Regions from separate parts of the Homo sapiens genome. Here regions 1, 2 and 4 are each linked to region 3. A link is a loop called in an ENCODE intact Hi-C map of the cell type or tissue named here. Cell type or tissue: GM12878. All regions are shown on one strand.

Region 1 (5,000 bases), 54 kb before region 3:
CTATTAGTTGTTGTTAATCTCTTTCTGTGCCTAATTTATTAATTAAACTTTATCATAGATACATATGTATAGGAAAAAAGTGGTATATATAGGGTTCGGTACTATCCGAAGTTTCAAGCATCGACTGGGGGTCTTGAACTGTATCCCCCGCATATGAGGGGGACAACTATCATTCTGAAATTAAAACATGGTAAGGCCGTGCTCAAGGGACTTGGGAGCAACTGGCGATTTTGACTGCTAGTTACACAGAGCAACGCTGCCCACGTCCCTGCTTCGTCTGATGGCCAGCGGATGGAAATGTATGGTGTCGGAATTAAAGGTAAGAAAAGCAAACATACGGCTTCCAACTCCGGAAAACGTTCTAGAAACTGTGCCACGTAAGTCATGATAGACTGCTCGTCTGGTGTGTCAACCATGATGTCTGTCGAGAGAGACACAGGAATTAGCAGGAGATACAAACACACACGCTTTCAATAGTATTCCCGGATGCCTGATGGTGAAGAATCCCACAGATTATTGAAGGTTTTTTCTCTTTATTTTCCACTTGAGGAACTTTAGGCTCAAAGGTGGTGAATCATTTAACTGAAATCTCACAGCTGGCTGATGAACAGAGAAGCAAGGATATAGAATTTAGGGCTTCTTATTCCCAAAATTCTGTCCCTTCTTCCTTGCTGTTTTAGTCCCTTCCACAGTAAGCAGCCAGCTCGCTGCTGGCTCCATGGGCAAGGACGGTGAACCAGGCAGCCTACATATGGTATACGGAGTCCTACGTTAGCCTAACCCACGTGGAAGGCAACTTCACAGAGATAGCCAAACCCTTTAAACAGGTATGGGCTCTCCCCCTCTGTCATTCTGCTAATGAAACCTGGTCCTTAAGGAAATAATCTGGGATGCACGTTGAGCTTTATTTACTAAGATGTTCACTGCGGTGTTGTTATATCTAAAAGGAAATATTTCAGAAACAACCTCAATGTCTACCAGTAGTGGAAGAGCTAAGTACATTTTTTTTTTTTGGAGACAGAGTCTGGCTCTGTCGCCCAGGCTGGAGTGCAGTGGCACGATCTCAGCTCACTGCAACTTCCACCTCCCGGACTCAAGTGATTCTCCTGCCTCAGTCTCCCGAGTAGCTGGGATTACAGACTGCGCCACCACGCCCAGCTAATTTTTGTATTATTAGTGGAGATGGGGTTTCACCATGTTGGCCAGGCTGGTCTCGAACTCCTGACCTCAGGTGATCCACCTGCCTCGGCCTCCCAAAGTGCTGGGATTATAGGCGTGAGCCACCACGCCCAGCCACTAAGTACATTTTAGTATGCCCACTAGATGAATTATTATGCAGCCAATAAAAATATATAATACATTATAGAAGTATGTAAAATACTTATGATATAATGTTAAATAAAAAGTACAAAATTATATATATACAGTAAATGATAACAATTATGTAAAAATATAATTAGAGGCATATAAAATATCGGAAAAATATCCATATGATCTGAGTGGTAGAAATATAGGAGAAAAAATCTTCTTCATTAGATTTTTCTGTATTTTCCAGATTTTCCACATGGGACAGCAAGTGGTACATTTGTAAAAAAAAATTATTAGAAAGAAAGAGAGAACCACTGCTACCTTCTGGCTCCAGGAGCCTGGGGATGTGCAGGGCATCCTGTGCGATGCTGAAAGCCTTCTCTAGATTTTCTCGTGTGGAATTTTCCAGGGCCTGTTTCATGTCCACCAGGCTGGGGTCAATGGCCTTGATCACCGCCAGGAAAGCCAGCCCACTCCTCCAACTGCCCGCAAAGTCCTGCACCGCCACGCCATACCTGAAGGAAAAACAGCAGCGGCGGCCAGGATGCTGGTTAGTAAACAGACTCAAAGGTGCAAGGTCAGCATGCAGCAGCCGCGTGAGTTTTTGAGTGGGGCAGAGCTGCCGACCTCGCCAGGTGAAGACGCCTTCATCCCTGAGCATGGGAGAGCTGCCCTGAACCACTCACATTTCCATTTCCAGCCAAATGGAATAGGAGGGTATACACTGAACAAAGAGGCAAAATAGGACCCTGGGTTCCCCAATTCCCAGACACATAAAGGACCAACTGTATAGACCATTCCTTGTATCAGTGACATTGAAAACATAACATGGAATGTGCTGTGCCATAAAAATGGAACCAGAAAGACACAAGTTTGTACCTCAGCTGTCCCCTCTATGCTTCTAGTGCCATGGCCTTGGGCAAGTCACCTACCTCTCTGAGCCTCAAACTCCACACAGTGAACTTGCTGGGGCTTTTGTGGGGAAAGTCGAGCCTGGCCCCAGAAGAACGGCCAAGTCATAGGGTCAACCTAATATACAACGTTGGGAGCCCAAGAAAGCCACTCACTAATGACAGCTACTATTATCAGTAATAGAAATAAAAGCACCATTGTAAAAGTGAGGGGCAGAGAGCTTTCACTCTATTTTGTAGAATGGAGGCTACCTCAACTTTTTAAAAGTAAAAGTGAAGGACAAAAGAGGAGAGAATCTTGCCAGGCACTAATTTCCTGTAGAATCTATCCTGAGACTCCACCAATCTCTCAACCGTGGTCAATAAACGCTCTTAAAAAAAAAAAAAAAAACCAAAAACAACCAAGTACCTTTTTATTTGGAAATCATTTAAGACCCAAAAGAAGTTGAAACACAGTACAGAGAGTCTCTACTCTTTCCCCAGCTTCCTCCAGTGACAGCATCTTATGCTACCAGGGTGCGTTATCCAAACCAGAACACCAATACTGGTCCAAGACAATTATTAATCAAGCTATAGACTGCATTTGAATTTCACATTTTCACAGGTGTTACTTTTCATGGCGGTGGTGTACAGATTAATGTAACCACCACAATAGAGAAACAGAACTGTCCTATCACCCCAAGACACTTCCTCTCCCATACATCACACCCCCCTTCTACCCTAACCCCTGACAATGAACTTTTTTTTGGTTGATATTTATGTAAACAACATTTAATGGTGGTTCACATTTGTCAATTTCAATCTACCACGCTTGATCTCTCAATCAAAACTCTGAAGATCCAACCTCTCTTCCCTCTTTTATTTCCACACACAGGGGATAAAGGAATCAATATTTGTGAAGTGCTTAATATGGGCTGGCACTGTGCAAGGTGCTCTTTCATGGATTTTATTTAATTTCACCTAATTGTCCTGGAAGGCAGTGTGTGATAGGATACTATTTGCAGTTGGGGCTTGGAAAGGTAAATGATTCACCAGGATCTCAACCAGTCTGTACGCTGAGGAGCTGGGGCGGCCCCGAGTTGGTTTGGTTTCCACCACACTGGTCTGGCATTTGTGCCCATGGTCCAGGGGCTGTGGGCCTGCTGCTGGTAAAAAGGCCTGATACAAAACTGCTAAAATCACTCTGCTGCCGGTGTGGGGTGAAACAGGGCCGGAACTTGGCTCCAGTTCCCGTCTCGATTTTGGAAGGTCCGACCTAACTTTGAGTATGTTACAGCCTTTATTATTACTATTTTTAAAGTAGGTACAGACTCTGGAAGATACCCTGAAGCTTAAATGCACACAAGTCATTAGAATCCAAGAGACATGCCCATGTTGAGAGGCAACATGATGAAGGCTCCTCTGATCTGTATTCAAATCTTATCAGCTTTGTGCAAACCAAACATTCTGCAAACTGCATTTTGTGTGTACTGCAAAACCAGAAAAATGCAGGGTTTCCTGTTCTGACATTCTTTTTTTTTTTTTTTTTGAGATGTTGTCTCGCTCTGTTGCCCAGGCTGGAATGCAGTGGAGTGAACTCGGCTCACTGCAAGCTCCGCCTCCCAGGTTCACGCCATTCTCCTGCCTCAGCCTCCCGAGTAGCTGGGACTACAGGTGCCCGCCACCACGCCCGGCTAATTTTGTTTGTATTGTTTAGTAGAGACAGGGTTTCACCGTGTTAGCCAGGATGGTCTTGATCCCTGACCTGGTGATCCACTCGCCTCGGCCTCCCAAAGTGCTGGGATTACAGGCATGAGCCACCGCGCCTGCCCCCTGTTCTGATATTCTATATGAAGCAATGGGCACATACATAACTGGCACCTTAATAAATACTAATTCTCCTTTCCTCTGCCTGAAAGCAGCTAGTTAAATGAAGTAGTGTGGGGAGAGGGGCTGCGGCTTACTTTCTCGTTTTCCTCTGCACCCACGCCAACAGGGCCTTGATAGCCTTCCTCTGGTCTTTCACCGATATTGCCACGCTCCTCTCTGCAGTGGGTGTGGGTGGGAAGGATGAGTCTGAGTCTGTGCCCCCTGAGCCAGGGGACAAGCTGGAAGATGGAGAGTTTCTGCTGAGGTTGCCTGTGAGCTCCTTAATCTGGAAGGAAAATGGCATTTCAGACCCCAGCAACAGACCCACCCTCTCAGCAAGCCCCTTGTCTGGCGGGTGGCCATATGGACCATGGCTGGAGGGACCGGCTCAGGCAGGATTGCTTCTCTGAATGCAGAGAAACCCTTTCTGATGGCTGTGGCAGGGGACAGGCAGTACTTGTGATGGCCTGTCCGTTTCTTGTGGCTTGTGGTACACGTAATTACACTCTATAGGGAGGACCGTCTTTTCCTGGAGTCTCTCCAGCTCCAGCCAGCACTTCACACCAGGTCTTCCTGACCCAACTCTGCCGCCCCTTTCCTCTCACCGCCCATCACTCCCAGACTTCACTGAGCTCTTTCAAGCCCCATTGCTTCTGCTCATCCTGCCCTTGCTGCCTCGATGTCCCTTCCCTCCATCAGTGAACTCCTCTCATGAGGACTTCTGTAAGATATGCAGAACCCTAGGCTCTACCCCAGAGCTACTGGAATCAGAATCTGTTTCAATACCACCCTCAGGCAATTCACACACACAGTAGGTTACGTCTAACTTAGTTTGAAAGATGAGTAGGAGGTCTAGCGCACTCCTACTCATCCTTCAAAACCCAGCTCTGGTGTCACTTCTTCCAGGAAGTTTTCCTTACTGCACTCCCCCAT
Region 2 (5,000 bases), 50 kb after region 3:
CCAGATTGCTGTATTCTGCATAGCAGCCTGATACTTGCTGACAAGGACCCATTTCCTACTCCGTAGGGAGGCTGGCCGGCCTCACCCCACGAACCTGATTCCAGCCTTCCAGGCCCCTATATTCACATACTGCTGCTGGAAAGAAGAGTGATTCCTTGTCCACAGATGTTGGGGCTTTCTTCTGGATAGAATCAGACGTGGGATAACAATGACCAGGCAAGTGTGGGAGGCACGTGGCAGGGGTTCCAAGATAACACCTTAGTTCTGGGATGTGGGGGCATCTTGACGGCTTTCATCCTGGGCTGCTGTTCCAAGGCAGAGCAGCTGACTTTAGCAAAAACATCACTGACAGACATACACACACAGAGAGATACACACTAAAAATACACATACACGGCCAGGTGCAGTGGCTCACACCTGTAATCCCAGTACTTTGGGAGGCCAAGGCAGGTGGATCACCTGAGGTCAGGAGTTCGAGACCAGCCTGGCCAACATGGTGAAAGCCTGTCTCTACTAAAAATATAAAAATTAGCTGGGCATGGTGGCGCATGCCTGTAATCCCAGCTACTCGAGAGGCTAAAGCAGGAGAATTGCTTGAACCCAGGAGGCAGAGGTTGCAGTGAGTCAAGATCACACCATTGCACTCCAGCCTTGGTGACAAGAATGAAACTCTGTCTCAAAAAAATAAAATAAAAATTAAAAACACACATACACACACCACTTTTCTTTTGCTGAGAGCATTTTACTAACACTTTTCTCCATTTCTGTCTTCCTCTTTTTCTACACTGGGCTGGATGATACATATTTTTGGTTTTGTGGGTACTTCTTTGCCTCAACTACTCAGCTGTGCCCTTGTCCTGCAAAAGCAGCTATAGGCAATATGCAAATAAATGGGTGTGTCTATGTGCCAATAAAACTTTATACACAAAAAGAGGCAGCAGGCCAGATTTGGCCTGTGGGCCGTAGTTTGCAAATCCCTACTCCGATAGAAAGAAAGTAGGAAAAGAAGACCTGGTAAGGAAGAAAAAGTCCATTTTTTGATGCTGCACTTATGATTTCTGATGCTGCCTCTAATTCCTTCTGTGACTAACGCAATCTACCACTGTTTAAACAAAAAAAAAAAAAAGGCATGGGGAAAGAAAAAAAATTTATAAAAAGGTTTCTATGGGAACAGGGAGTTCACTTTTAATGGTTCAATCACAAAAAAGACAATTACTTTATTTTTCTCTCTTCTTCTCAGACATAGGGCAGATGTGATCTATGGCTTGTCGGGCAGAGGGACTTTGTCCAGAGCCTCAGCTATTTCAGTGAAAAATTAAATGCCAGAGTGTTCCACAGGTCAGGGAGGGCAGTTTATGAAATCTGGGCCTCTTGGGCAAAGGGTTGCTTCCCTAGAGCTGCAGATCTGGTGAGACATCCCGCCTCTCTCATGAGGCTATAGGGCCAGCAGGCAGCTCTGGGCTGCTCTGATGCAAAGTCGTGGCTGCTGACACGTGATTCTGTGGCGAAACTTCTTCCTAGGTCTGCTGCCAACTGGACTGAGGGCTTCCCTCTCCCTGCTGCAAAGCCATTTGTGAGATGGGCTTCTGTTTTACCTGGCCCCTGAACACTCTCGTTCCTTGGTACAAACATGCCTGGGTGGAGTCCAGAGCCCCTTGTTTGCCCTGATGGCGGGCTGGCCACTATACCTCCCTAGGTACCTTCAACTTGACAGCCAAGGACAAGCCAAGAATGTACATCATTTACCACGTGTACTTGTATAGCAAAGCTTATGAAATGCAACATTTTCTACCCAGGACACTTGGTGGAAGTGAATCTCCAGCACTCCACAGTGAAAAGAATCTAGGATGCAGCCAGCAGTGCTTAGTAGAGCCCAGAGTCACACACCAGCCATCCACTCATGCATGCCGGGCTGGAAGGCAGACGGCTTTAGGTGGGCACCTGCCCAGGCCCACCACTCCTTGACCACCTTCCCAGGGGTGGATTTGAGCCCCAGATAATCCAACCCTCTCATTTTGCAAATGAGGAAACTAAGGAACCACAAGGGAGAGAGATTTTTCAGAATCTCACAGCGAGTTTGCAACAAAGCCAGGACCCTGGCTCAGGCCTTCAGCCTTTGGGTCTTGGTTGTGGCTTCCGCAGCCGCACAATGCTCCACCTGGAAAGGCCCCTCAAGAAAAATCCACACCATGAGATAGGGATGGAGCTGGCACTAGAACACGGCCTTTTGCCTGTTGTAATCAGGAGTGAACTCAAAGCCCGTGGCCTGACCCCAGCCACAGTCAGAAAGAAACTTTCTACATGATGATTCATCCCTTAGAACCAGGCACACAGCCCCAGGGGTAGTGCCCTGGCAGGCAGTTCCTTGACATGAAACCTGTGCATTTGGTTTTCTTTGGGTTTTTATATAGAAACCTTCAGTGCACTTGCTGTGCCCTCTAAGAGCTGGCGGAGGTGGGAACAGGAACGGTCCCTCCTTGGCTCCATCCCTTCTCTGGCTGCTGGATAACGGTGACCATGGCAGCATCCCATCCCACTGCTGTGTGCTCCACTGCTGTGTGAAAGGAAGGTCTAGAGATAGGGAGGTAAAGATGGAGCGATAAGGAACTGGAGGGGTGGGCTGTGGGGGCAGGAATTGTTGGGGAGTTATGGGAGAGAAGGTTGGTGTGGCATCCTGAGCCAGGCCACAGGTGACCTCGCACAACAGGTCAAGGGGCTTGGACTTCATCCTGTAAGCCAGTGCAACCCAGCCTTTTTCTCGTGGTCACATGGGACCATGATACCATTTGTCCTGGGATGGGCCAAAGAGCTGCCCAGGCCCCCACTCTGCTGCCCTTAGCTCATGGGTTGGGAAGCTCTGCTGTAGGTCACAAAACCTACTGGTGGCTTTAGCAACAACATGCTCGAGTGGCTGGGTGGTGGGTGGAAAGCCGTAAAGAAGTCAGTGACTGCGGAGTCCAAGTTCGCATGAGGGACACCTGCACCTGGGCCTGAGCCAGTGGAACAAAAGGAGAAAGTGGGCCACATGGGCCGGGGCTGATCCTTCGGAAAACGCAGGCCCTGCCCTGCCTCTGAGCCTGCCTTGAGGGGATTCCAATCATTTCTCTCCCTTCTGCACTGTGCAACCCAGAACCTACGCAGTCAAGTTTCTGCTTGGCCTTCAAAGTCCAGGTCCAGAATTACAGCATCAAACGCCAAAAGCACCAGAATGACAGGGGATGGCCCAAAGCAGAACTGACCTCTGCACCGCTAGAATCAGAAAATTCAAGCTACAGTCTGGCTGGGTGCCCATGACAGTTTCACGCTCCTGAAAGGCAGAGACTAGAACCAGCTTTCATTCTCCAATGTCTGCAAGATGCTACGTGCTCGACACACATGTGCTAAACTGCTCAGAGAAGGGTTGTGGGTTTTTTGGGTGGTGGAGGCTTCCCACATGAATGGAGCCTTCTTTAAATCCTGGCCTGACACCCCTTTTTGTCCAACAGTACAGTGACCCCCAGAACTGGTGGAACACTGAGCTGGACCCTGAGGCTCAGACAAAGAGGGAGAGGGGGCAGCCAGACTAGCCTGTCTTTCGAAGGACACCAGAGCCCCCAGCCAGGTACGGAACTAAGGCGCAGACCTATTAACACACCACCTCTAACATCAGTTCTAGAAAATATGTCCCTGCCTTCCCACATGGCTCCAAGGAAGCAGGGACCACCTGGCAGAAGCTGCCAGCATCCTGCAATTCCATCTTCTCTTCTCCAAAAAGGTCAACAGCTTGGACCACCCCTGTTTCCTTGCAAGGGACCCTGTGAGGGTGGCACAGGCAGTCTGCCCAGAGGGACATGCCCATGCTCTGCCAGAGGGCTCCTCCTTGACGAACGTCTTTTTGAGCTATGCATGTGAACATATCCATGAACACTGCATCTGCTCAAGTATCAGACACAGGAAGGTGAGTGGCAGGCCTCTTGGGAGGGGCCATCACTCTGCCCAGCTCACCCGGACCTCCAAAGACAGGTCGAGAAATCTTCATTCCAATGTTTTTTGGGGGATGACCTATGACATCACAATCACATTGCATGGATTTCAGAATCCTACAGTTCAGCGTGAGAGATAAAAGCCTTGGATGAGCAAGTGAGCAGAGGCCAAGATACTTCTAAGTCAACTTAAACTTATGGATATATGGAAAGATACAAAGATATAGCTCTATTATTAAACTATTCTTCCCTGAAATGCAATATCCCAGAGGTTGTAAGCTCAGGGCTACCCCTCATTAATGACCCCAGGATCACCCCATCCCAGGGCCCCAAGAGAGTCAAAGCTTTCTGAAAAGAATCAGGAATGCCTGACCCTGACAGCAGCTGCTGCCTACAGATGGAGGCCAGGAATCCCTCTCAATCCCTATGATTAGAGATCTGTAAGATCCCACTGTAGCCCTCCTTCCATCGCCACGACAACTGCGGCTATCTGTGCTGTAAGCAGGCACACAGCTTCAATGGCAGCCCCTCTGCCTGGACTCCTCCTGCCTCCCATAACTTGACTACCCTCTGCACTGAGTTCAGAAGAACAAGGCCCCTGCTGGTGGCCCCCAAAGTCGATCATCCAGGCACATCCCGGGCCATCTGACATCTGACAGCCAGTTATGGCAGATGCTCTAACTAAGCTCGGCGTGGAGCACCTTCTGGACTCGGCCCTTTGGCTGAGACTTCCTGAGTACCACAGGAGCAAGGAGAGAAAATGCCTATTAAGCATTCAGTCAAGAGACTGACCAAAGGAAAAATCAAGAGAAGGGAAAAATCAAGAGAAGACAGATGCCTGCCCCCATCTCCACTCCCAGCCTCTTCTCAGCAATGCTAAGCAAAGCACAACGCCCGACACGGTAACTCTACAGTGCTAATGCCCCCAAAAGACACGGACAGCTTCATTCATTCATAATAGCCCCAAACTGCACACAACCCAAAGGTCCCTCAACAGGTGAATGAATCATCAAACAGCGGGGCATCCATACCATGGAA
Region 3 (5,000 bases):
GCTAATTTTTGTATTTTTTCTAGAAACAGGGTCTCCCTATGTTGCCCAGTCTGGTCTCAAACTCCTGGATTCAAGCAATCCTCCTGCCTTGACCTCCAAAGTACTGGGGTTTCAGGCATGAGCTACTGTGCCCAGCCTCCCCATTTTCTGGATGAGAAAGTTGGCCTCAGAGAGTCAAGTCATGTGTCCAAGGCCACGCAGCTTGTTCTTCTGGGAGGTAGGAGCAAAACTAGGCCATGGTCTCAGAGCACAGCTCTTAACCACCCTGCAGTGACAGTGGCTCCCAGGCTCAGCCTGTGCCACCCAAACCAACTGCCCAGCGCATATGTGGCTCCCTGTATTAGTCTGTTCTCATGCTGCTAATAAAGACATACCCGAGACTGGCTAATTTATAAAGGAAATAAGTTTAATTGACTCACAGTTCAGTATGGCGGAGGAGGCCTCAGGAAACTTACAATCATGGTGGAAGGTGAAGGAGAAGCAAATACGTCCTCTTCACGTGGCAGCAGCAAGGAGAAGTGCCAAACAAAGGGGAAAAGACCCCTTATAAAACCATCAGATCTCATGATAACTCTCTCACTATCAGGAGAACAGCATGGGGGTAACTGCTCCCATGATTCAATTACCTCCCGCCAGGTTGGTCCCATGGCACGTGGGGATTATGGGAACTACAATTCAAGATGAGATCTGGGTGGGGACACAGCCAAACCCTATTACCCACTGGGGTCTGGCACCTACAAGCCTGAAAGATCCAGACACTGATGAGGGAATGAAGTAGCCACATCCACCTAGCAAAAGGGTTCCGGTGTGACCCAGGAAAAGGAGCGGGAGGCATCTGCCCACTTCACCTCAATGCAGGAGTTTGGCAATGGAGCCCTAAACGTTACTTGGAATATGAATTCACAGGTAGCATAACTGGATGTTCCAGCTGGAAGGGCATGAGACAGGCTTTGCAGAGCCTAGAGCAGCCAAAGAGATGAGGTGGGGGTGGCTGGGAGAAGAAAGGAAACCTCGGATACATTTTGTAAGTTGTGCCTCAATTTTCTGGAAAATGGGGATAATGGCAGTGCCCACCTTGGGGGGTTGTTGTGAGGATTAAATGAGTTAGTGCCTGTGAAGAACTCACACAAGTGACTGGCACAGCAAATGCCCAGTGAGTGTCGGTTATGGTCATTGTCACTAGTATCATCATGACCTCAGACCCTCTGAGTCCGGATTCATGACCACCATTCCCAACTTGGTATTCAACACACCTACCTTATTACTTTGCACCTTATTACTTTATTTATTTATTTATTTATTTATTTATTTATTTATTTATTTATTTGAGACAGGGTCTCACTCTGTCACCCAGGCTGGACTGCAGTGGCACCATCTCAGCTCACACTGCAGCCCTGACCTCCTGGGTTCCAGCGATCCTCCCACCTTAGCCTCCTGAGTAGCTGGAACTACAGGCATGCATCAATATGCCTGGCTAATTTTTGTAATTTTTGTACAGCTAGGATTTCACTATGTTGCCCAGGCTGGAACTCCTGGGCTCAAGCAATCTGCCTGCCTTGGCCTCCCAAAGTGCTGAGATTATAGGCATGAGCCACTGTGCCGGACCCCTGCATCTTATTTTAATAAATCCTCAGCCAGCCTTGTGACCTCGGAGTGCCAGAACTGGATTCGAGGCCCCACTTAGCAGCTGTACAACCCTGGGTTAGTCCCGTAAAACATTCAGTCTTTAAGCTCAGGGAGAATCACAAATCCACCATGCTCAGTACAGAGGGCTCAATAAATGGCTAGTGTGTTTACAAGACCACAGAGGCGCGCAGAAGCTAAGGTTACACTACTAGAAAATGAAGGAGGAAAGACTCACATCCAGGCCTCCCAGGGTCCATGCCCTTCACAGGAAAGCCCCCACTTCTATGAGCATGTTTAGAATAAACACAGTGTGATGGTTACTTTTATGTGTCAACGTGACCAGGCAATGGCACCCAGAGATGTGGTCAAACATTATTCTAGATGTTTCTGTGAAGTCGTTTTTTAGGTAAGATTAACATCTAAATCACACTTTGAAGGCTGGGCGCAGTGGCTCACACCTATAATCCCAGCTCTTTGGGAGGGCAAGGCAGGAGGATCACTTGAATCCAGGAGTTTGAGACCAGCCTGGGCAACATGGATCTACCAAAACACCGTCAGATCTCATGATAACTCTCCATCTCTACCAAAAAAAAAAAAAAAAATTAGCCAGGTGTGGTTGCAGTGGCTCATGTCTATAATCCTAGCACTTTGAGAGGCCAAGGCAGGAGGACTGTTTGAGCCCATGAGTTTGAGACCACCACATGCCAAAACCCTGTCTCTACAAAAAAAATACAAAAATTAGCCAGGCATGGTGGTGCATGCCTGTAGTCCCAGCTGCTCTGGGAGGGTGAGGCTGAGAGGGTCTCAGCCTGGGAGGCAGAGGTTGCAGTGAGCCGAGACTGTGCCACAGCACTGCAGCCTGGGTGAAAGAGTGAGACTCTGAATCAAAAAAAAAAAAATCCCCAGCTGACTTTGAGAAAAGCAGACGGCCCTCCATCAAATGTGGGTGGGCTCCATCTAATCAGTTAAAGCCTTAACACAAAGCGTGACCTCCTCTGAGCAAGAAGGAATTCTGCCAGCAGGTGCCTTCAGACTTAAACTGCAACTTTTCCTTGCGTCTCCAGCCTGCTGACCTACCTTACTGACTTTGATCTCGCCAAACTCCACAATTGCATAAACCAATTCCCTAAAATAAGTGTCTTTCTCTGTATGTAGACTCATCCTCTTGGCTGTTTCTCTGGAGACCCCTGACTAATATGCATAGGTATGACTCCTGGCACAGTGCGTGCTACAAAGAGGAGAAGGCACTACCTGTGAATCAGACCATCTGTGAGTATTTGCAATTGCCCAACCATATCAATTTCTCACTTTCACTTCCTGGTGAGTCATATTCCGAGCAGCTGGCTAGGATCAGAAGAAACAAGGCATTCTTTTCATGCTCAGACAGAGCCCTGTTGAACGTTTACCTTCCTGAAGAAGGCAGAAAGAGGAAGGGCCTCCTAGTGACATTCTCCAGCCTTGAGGAAGAAGAAAATTCTGATTTAATGAGCTTGAGTTTGAATGTAATCAGATTTTCTCTATAGCAACAGCTCCACAACACAATCCTCTTGGCAGCTGCAACAACCAGCCATCTCCTGATGAAACCAGACATCTCACACACGGGCCACTGGAGAAGCCACCGTCGAGGCACAAGATGCCAGAGGATGGGACCACCCCACCTGGTCATCAGCTTTAGATTTGAGTGGGAGTAAGCAGGTAGTGCCACAGTCCTTTGATTTGGGAATTTACAAATGCGTATCTAAAAGTATGCTTCCCCTGAATTGAAAGTCTTTCCTCTAAGATCTGGAACGAGACAAGGATGTCCACTGTCATTACTTTTATTCAGCATAGTACTGGAAGTCCTAGCTAGAGCAATTAGGCAAAAGAAAGAAACGAAGGGCATCCAAATGGAAAACGAAGTCAAGTTATCCTTGTCTTTAAATATAAAACAACATAATCTTGCATTTAGAAAAACCTAAAGACTCCACCAAAAAATGTTAGAACTGATAAATTCAGTAAAGTTGTAGAATACAAAACCAACATACAAAAATCAGTAGCATTTATATGACGAAAGCAAACAATCTGAAAAAGAAATCAAGAAAGCAATCCCATTTACAATAGCTATAAAAATATAAAATACCTAGGTATAGATTTTGCCAAGTGAAAGATGGCTACAAGGAAAACTATAAAACACTGATGAAAGAAACTGAAGAAGACAAAACAATGGAAAGATATTCCATGTTCATGGATTGGAAGAATTAATATATTAAAATGTCAAGATCACCCAAAGTGATTTACAGACTCAGTGCAATCCCTATCAAAATACCAATGACTTTCTTCATGGAAATATAAAAAAATTCTAAAATTTCTAAAAATTCACAAAAGACCCTGAATAGCCAACGCACTCTTAAGCAAAAAGAACACAGTTGGAGGCATCACACTATCTGACTTCAAAATACAGTACAAAGCCAAGTAACCAAAACAGCATGGTAACTGGCATAAAAAAAGACACAAAGACCAATGAAACAGAATAGAGAACCCAGAAATAAATCATGAATTTACAGCCAACTTATTTTTGACAAAGGGGCCAAAATGGGGAAAGGGCAGTCTCTTTAATAAGTGGTGCTGGGAAAATTGCATAACCATATGCCAAAGAATAAAGCTAGACTCCTATTTCTGAGCATACAAAAATCAAATCAAAATGAACTAAAGACTTTAAGACCTAAAACTATGAACCCACTAAAAGAAAACATTGAGGAAATGCTCCAGGACATTGGTTTGGGCAAAGATTTTTTGAAAAAGACCTTAAAAGAACAGGGAACAAAAGAAAAAATAGACAATTGGGATCACATCAAGCTAAAAAGCTTCTTCACAGCAAAGGAAACAATCAACAAAGTGAAGAGACAACATACAGAATGGGAGAAAATATTTGCAAACCATCCATCTGATAAGGGATTAATAACAAGAATATGCAAAGAACTCAAACACCCCAACAGAAAAAGAAACCCCCAAGTAATCCAATTATAAAATGGGCAAAGGACACAAGTAGACATTTCTTAAGAGAATACATACAAACGGCCAACAGGCATATGAATAAAGTGCTCAACATCACTAATCATCAGGGAAACGCAAATTGAAACCACAGTGAGATATCATCTCACCCCAGTTAAAATGGCTCTTAACCAAAAGACAGGAAATAACGGATGCTGGTGAGAATGTGGAGAAAGGGGAGCCCTCATACACTGTTGCTAGAATGTAAATTAACACAGCCACTATGAAGATTCGTCAAAAAACTAAAAATAGAAGTACCTTATGATCCAGCAATCCCACAACTGGGTAAATATCCAAAACAAAGGAAGTCAATACATCAAAGAAATATCTACACTCTCATATTT
Region 4 (5,000 bases), 63 kb after region 3:
GAGCCAGTGCTTCGAGCTGACAATCCTTACATGGACAACTCAATTACAACAGATTTGTTGTGCATCTATTACTGTGCAGCTGACATTGACCAAGAACTCACTATTTCCCAAGGATTGGGCCAAGTGCTTTGTATGTATTATCTAATTTAATCCTCTCAACAACTCTTCCAAGGAGATACGGTTATCATCCTGATTTTATTGATGAGGAAACAAAGGACAAAAAAGTTCAGTAATGTCCCCAAGGTCACATAAGTCATTAGGTTAGCCAAGAAGTAACTGGAGTCCAGGTGTTTTGCGGAAACCAAGTCTGATCTTTCTGCTCTGCAGCAGCAGCCTTTGAGGAGAATAGTTCAAGTTAGAAATTCACTAAGAAATACTTTCAGGCAATTGTTGGTCTTAGGTAAACAAGATCACAAGGGGCAAGTTTTCCCTATTAGGCCAGGAGCAAAAAGTCTCTCCATTGCCCTTTGCAGAAAGCTTTCTTCTGTGTGTGTGAAATGCTGGGGACATTTCTGCCTCTGACCCCTGAGCATCCCAAACACTGTGGCTGTGCTGGAAAAGTATGTATGTTTCCTGCTGTTCAAATTGATTTCAACATGTAGATTCCAAAACAAAGCAAAAACAAACAAAAAGCCTTTATCCAAGCCAGCAATAAGTCCAAATCCATCCTTGGTAGCCAGTGTCATCCAAAGAAGACCCCCACCAACTCTTCCCTTCCCACAGGGGCATGCTGCTCCTCACATGAAACAGGAGAATCTCTTTTCTCCTCCCTTGAAAGTGGGCTGTGATGCAAGACAGGTGAGCCCAAGAATTGGGGCTTAGCTTGGGAGGGTTCTTGGCTTCATCTAGGAAAGAATACAAGGGTGAGCTGGTGGTGTTAATCAGAAACTTTTATTGAAGCAGCAGTGTACAACAGCAGAAACAAAGGCATTGCTCCTTGCAGAGCAGGGCTACCCCATGGGCAGCATACCCAGAATAGTGGCTCAGAGGCAGTTCTGCAGTTGCGTTTATACTCACTTTTAATTATATTGCAAATTAAGGGACAGTTTGAGCAGAAATTTCTAGGAAAAGTATGGTAACCTCTGGATTGCTGGGTCATTGCCATGGAAGGGGGTGGTAACCTTCAGGTGTTGCCACAGCAATGGTAAACTCACATGGCAAACTGGTGGGGTGTCTTATGGGGAAGTGCTTCTGTCCCAACCTGTTTCAGCTAGTCCTCAGTTTGTTCCGGTATCTGAGCCCCACCTTCAGAGTTGAGTCCTGCTTCCTACCTCAGCTGGACTTAATGACTTGCTTGGCTAAGAGAATGTAGTGGATGCAATATTTGGGGGCCCCTGAGGCTGGGTCATAGGAAGCCTTGCAGCGTCTGTCCTAGCCTCTTAGAACACTTGCTCTGGTCACAGGCTTCTTCCATTTAATCAATCTGAGAGTGCCATGCTATGAGGAAGCCCAGTCAGTTGCATATGGGGTGACATAGGTCCCACCAGCCCCCAACTGCTTGAGCCATCTCAGCCCAGGAGCCAAGCAGGTGAGTGAAAAACCCACCTCGGACAAGAGCTCATCTTCAGCCCAGCTGAGCTTTTGGCCTGGCTGGAGCTACAGCCCCAGCTATCACCTGTATCACCTGACTGCAACAGCATGAGAGATCCCATACAAGAATTTCCCGGCAGAGCTCAGTCAACCCCCAAAATCCTTGGAGAAAATCCATTGCATAGTTTTAAGCTGCTCAGCTCTGTCATGCGGTACTAGCTAACTAGAGCACGATCCTCTCCTCTCCATCTCCACAGCATCTTGGTCCCGGCCATGGTCATCTCTCCCTTAGATGCCCTCCACCACCACCTACCTGTTTCCTTGTCCCCCATGGTGGTCTCCAACCTCACTCTCCAGGGTGATCTTAAAATGTCATTGGAGCATGTCACTCCCTGGCCTCCCCCTGCACATCTCTTGAAAATCAGCCTCCTTGCCGTGTTCACAGGGCTTGAGAAATTTTGACCCCTCATCTCATTAGCTCCCCGCTCCTCTTTCAAGCCACCTGTTCCTTTCAGTTCCTCAAAAGAGCTGCTTTTTGTGCAAACCTTATGACCCAAGAATTTCACTGGCGGTCTACACTCACCAGAAGTGTACAAATATCAGCTGGACGTGGTGGCTTATGCCTGTTAACCCCAGCACTTTGGGAGGCCGAGGTGGGTGGATCATTTGAGGTCAGGAGTTTGAGACCAGCCTGGCCAACATGGCGAAAACCTGTCTTCTATTAAAAATACAAAAATTAGTTGGGCATCATGATGCAGGCCTGTAATCCCAGGCCTGAGGCAGGAGGCTGAGGCAGGAGGATCGTTTGAACCTGGGAGGTTGAGGTTGTAGTGAGCCGAGATCACGCCACTGTACTCTAGCCTGGGTGACAGAGCGTGACTCCGTCTTGAAAAAAGAAAAAAAAAAGTGTACAAATATATTCCTTGAAAGATGTGTTCAGGAGTATTCATGGCAGTGTTATTCTCCATAGCCAACACAGCCCAAAGATCCATCAGGAGGAGGATGGGTAAATAATGGAATACGATTTATCAAGAGGAAAAGGAGAGAACAACACGGATGAGTCTCACAACTCTAACATGGGGTGAAAGCAGCCAGATACAAAATAATGCACAATGCAGAGTCCAGTTGAAAAAACGCTACAAAAATAACACAATCTGTGATGAGAAAAGTCAGGATAGTGGTTAGCCTGGGAGGGAGGTGGGAAATGGAAGGAGCGTAAGGAGTGCCTCTGGGGTGCCGGTCATGCTTTGTTTCTCATATGGGTCTGGTCGTACAAGCGTGTTATTCTCTAGGGGGTAGTTTGCCAATTGTACATTTTCTGGCTGGATGTTCAATAAGGTGTTAAAAAAAAAAAAAGTGCTGTCCTATCTCCTTCCAAATGACTTTCCTACACACACCTTCGAAATTCCTCCACCGGGAATTTACTGCTTTCTCTTAGTCTTCTTCTGGTTATTCAGATCCAGCTCAGCCCTCCCCTCCTCGGGGAGCCCTTCCTCTGTTGCATCAGTTAGTCTTGGCTGTGGGGCGATCATACCTACAAGCAAAGCACAGTGACTCAAAGCAGTCTCATTAATTAGCTCATGATTCTAAGGCTGGCAATTTGGGCAGTTCTTATGCTGCTGGGGAGGATAATGTGGACCAGTTTTGAGAAAGCAAGACACGAAGAAAGAGAATCCTGGTTCAGTGCCCATCTGGAAAGCTTCATTCATGCTGATCTGATTTAGTGCGTCGTTAAATTGTGTTTTATAAATGCATAAACACAGAATTGATAAGATTTGTTCTATAATCCCCGCTGAACACACATGTCAGTTACTGGGCTGGGAGCTGGGGACAGATTGATGGATAAGATTAATGCAGGAGGTGGGTATGGGTTCATTTGTTCCTTTTTTTATTCCTTTATTTGTTCATTCATTTCACCAGCCAACTTTAATGGAGGACCTAGCAAGTGCCAGGCAGCATTCTGAGCCCTGGAATCCGGTGATGAACATGACAGACAAGATTCCTGCCCCCAAGGAGCTGCACCTTAATAAGTCCCGCAATGAAGGAGACAGAACATAAACAGAGGAAAATACACAAGATGCCAGCTTGTGAGAAGTGCTAGCAAAAAAAGACACAAGTATGTCCAGAGAGTCTGAGGTGTATACAGGTATACAGAGTTCAATTCTTCTGGGGCAGATGGCAGGAAAACGTTCTAAAAATAAGTACCATGTTTTTAGTAGAAGCCATGTCAGAGGCTTGATGTGCATTTTTTCTAACTTGTACAACAAACCATGAGGTAAACAACATTTTCCTACTTTGTAGATGGGGAAACTGATGTTGAGAGAAGTTGAGTCACTTGTCCAAGGTCACACAGCAGGGTGAGGGTGGCCTCACACTGGTGTGTCCCAAAGGGCATCTGGTGTCCAGTGTTGTTCTCTTGGTAGAGGTGATGAGGCCTAATGAAGCCAAGAAAGATAAGTGGATGTTTTCCTGGTGGGCAATGGTCAAGGGAAGTGAAGGGAGCCCGGTGAGCAAAGCTGCTGTGTGTGAAACTGCCTGGTGTGGTCCAGGAGCTCAGTGTAGCCTGGGCCAAGCATATGAGCTGGGAGGGAAGGGTGGAGGGCCGGATCCAGAGGGAGAGTGGGTTCTTGGTTATGGAGCCACGGCAGGTGCGAGGCTGGGGAGGGACACTGGTAGGCTCCCGTTGAAACTCAGCCATCTAGAGCCCATTTTCCCGTAGGCCTCCAGCTCCTCAGCTGCAGGAAGGAGGCTGTATGGAGTTCAGAGCACAGGCTCTTCAATCGGACGGCACAGCCTGGATACGTGGTGGGCTTAGCAATTTGCTCTTGTGAGATACAATGCGATTTCTCAGTAAATTCTGCATCTCAGCTTTGGCTTCATCTGTGTCTGAGTCTCCATCTCATGCAGCTAGCTTATCATAGATCAGTACATTCACAGCATTTATTCGATCCTTTACAAAAACAACAGCCCGGGTTCAAATCCCAGCTCCACCACTTCCTCCCTGTGAGGCCCTGGGGAAGTAACATATCCACTCGGTACCTCTTGTAAAATGGAGGTGGCAGTGACTTTTATTTTTTATTTATTTATTTTTAGACAGAGTTTCACTCTGTCACTCAGGCTGGAGTGCAGTGGTATGATCTCAGCTCACTGCAACCTCCACCTCCCGAGTTCAAGTGATTCTCATGACTCAGCCTCCTGAGTAGCTGGGATCACAGGCATGTGCTACCACACCTGGCTAATTGTTTGTATTTTTAGTGGCAACGGGGTTTCGCCATGTTGGCTAGGCTGGTCTCGAACTCCTGTCCTTAAGCAATCTTCTTGCCTTGGCCTCCCAAAGTGCTGGGATTGCAGGCATGAGTCACCACGCCCAGATAGCAGTGATTTTTCAATGAAGTAATATACACGTGATGTGGAGAACTTTTCTGGCACAGAGTAGGCACGCAGCAGGGACCACGTGCTATCCTTGGGGG

The links. A loop is a pair of places that touch in the nucleus more often than their neighbours do. Peaks named below come from ENCODE experiments on the same cell type or tissue, not always from the same donor. Only the 100,000 strongest peaks of a DNase experiment are listed, where the experiment ranks them.
Region 1: it touches region 3 in a loop (4-fold over the local background); 2 of 110 quality-filtered maps call a loop at or near these places.
Region 2: it touches region 3 in a loop (3-fold over the local background); 11 of 110 quality-filtered maps call a loop at or near these places.
Region 4: a loop joins it to region 3, with 3 times the contacts of the local background. A loop is called at or near these places in 11 of 110 quality-filtered maps.

The regions. Positions count from the first base shown.
Region 1 is chr14:95,209,057-95,214,056 of GRCh38, forward strand. CLMN (calmin) reads right to left here. Exons shown (of 13, transcript NM_024734.4): 6 at 4,163-4,353; 7 at 1,630-1,823; 8 at 339-421. Among named protein-coding and RNA genes, the nearest start is that of DICER1-AS1, 54 kb to the left of the region's middle. RefSeq lists an enhancer at 2,930-2,979. In GM12878, no CTCF peak of the experiment used is centred here; DNase peaks (open chromatin) are centred at 2,885 and 3,265.
Region 2 is chr14:95,312,529-95,317,528 of GRCh38, forward strand. All of the region lies in intron 1 of CLMN (calmin), which reads right to left. Among named protein-coding and RNA genes, the nearest start is that of CLMN, 4.9 kb to the right of the region's middle. RefSeq lists a silencer at 2,331-2,390. In GM12878, no CTCF peak of the experiment used is centred here; a DNase peak (open chromatin) is centred at 2,333; H3K4me3 peaks cover 501 bases; H3K27ac peaks cover 535 bases.
Region 3 is chr14:95,262,729-95,267,728 of GRCh38, forward strand. The region is part of intron 1 of CLMN (calmin); the gene reads right to left. Among named protein-coding and RNA genes, the nearest start is that of CLMN, 55 kb to the right of the region's middle. RefSeq lists enhancers at 2,449-3,648, 2,879-2,928, 3,169-3,218 and a silencer at 2,669-2,728. In GM12878, no CTCF peak of the experiment used is centred here; a DNase peak (open chromatin) is centred at 2,933; H3K4me3 peaks cover 1,113 bases; H3K27ac peaks cover 2,894 bases.
Region 4 is chr14:95,325,993-95,330,992 of GRCh38, forward strand. It overlaps LINC02292 (long intergenic non-protein coding RNA 2292), which reads left to right and starts at 3,592. Exons shown (of 3, transcript NR_110127.1): 1 at 3,592-3,676. It overlaps LOC105370637 (a long non-coding RNA gene), which reads right to left and starts at 2,880. Exons shown (of 2, transcript XR_944171.3): 1 at 1,844-2,880; 2 at 177-845. RefSeq lists an enhancer at 1,878-1,947. In GM12878, no CTCF peak of the experiment used is centred here; DNase peaks (open chromatin) are centred at 1,213 and 2,059; H3K4me3 peaks cover 1,429 bases; H3K27ac peaks cover 1,458 bases.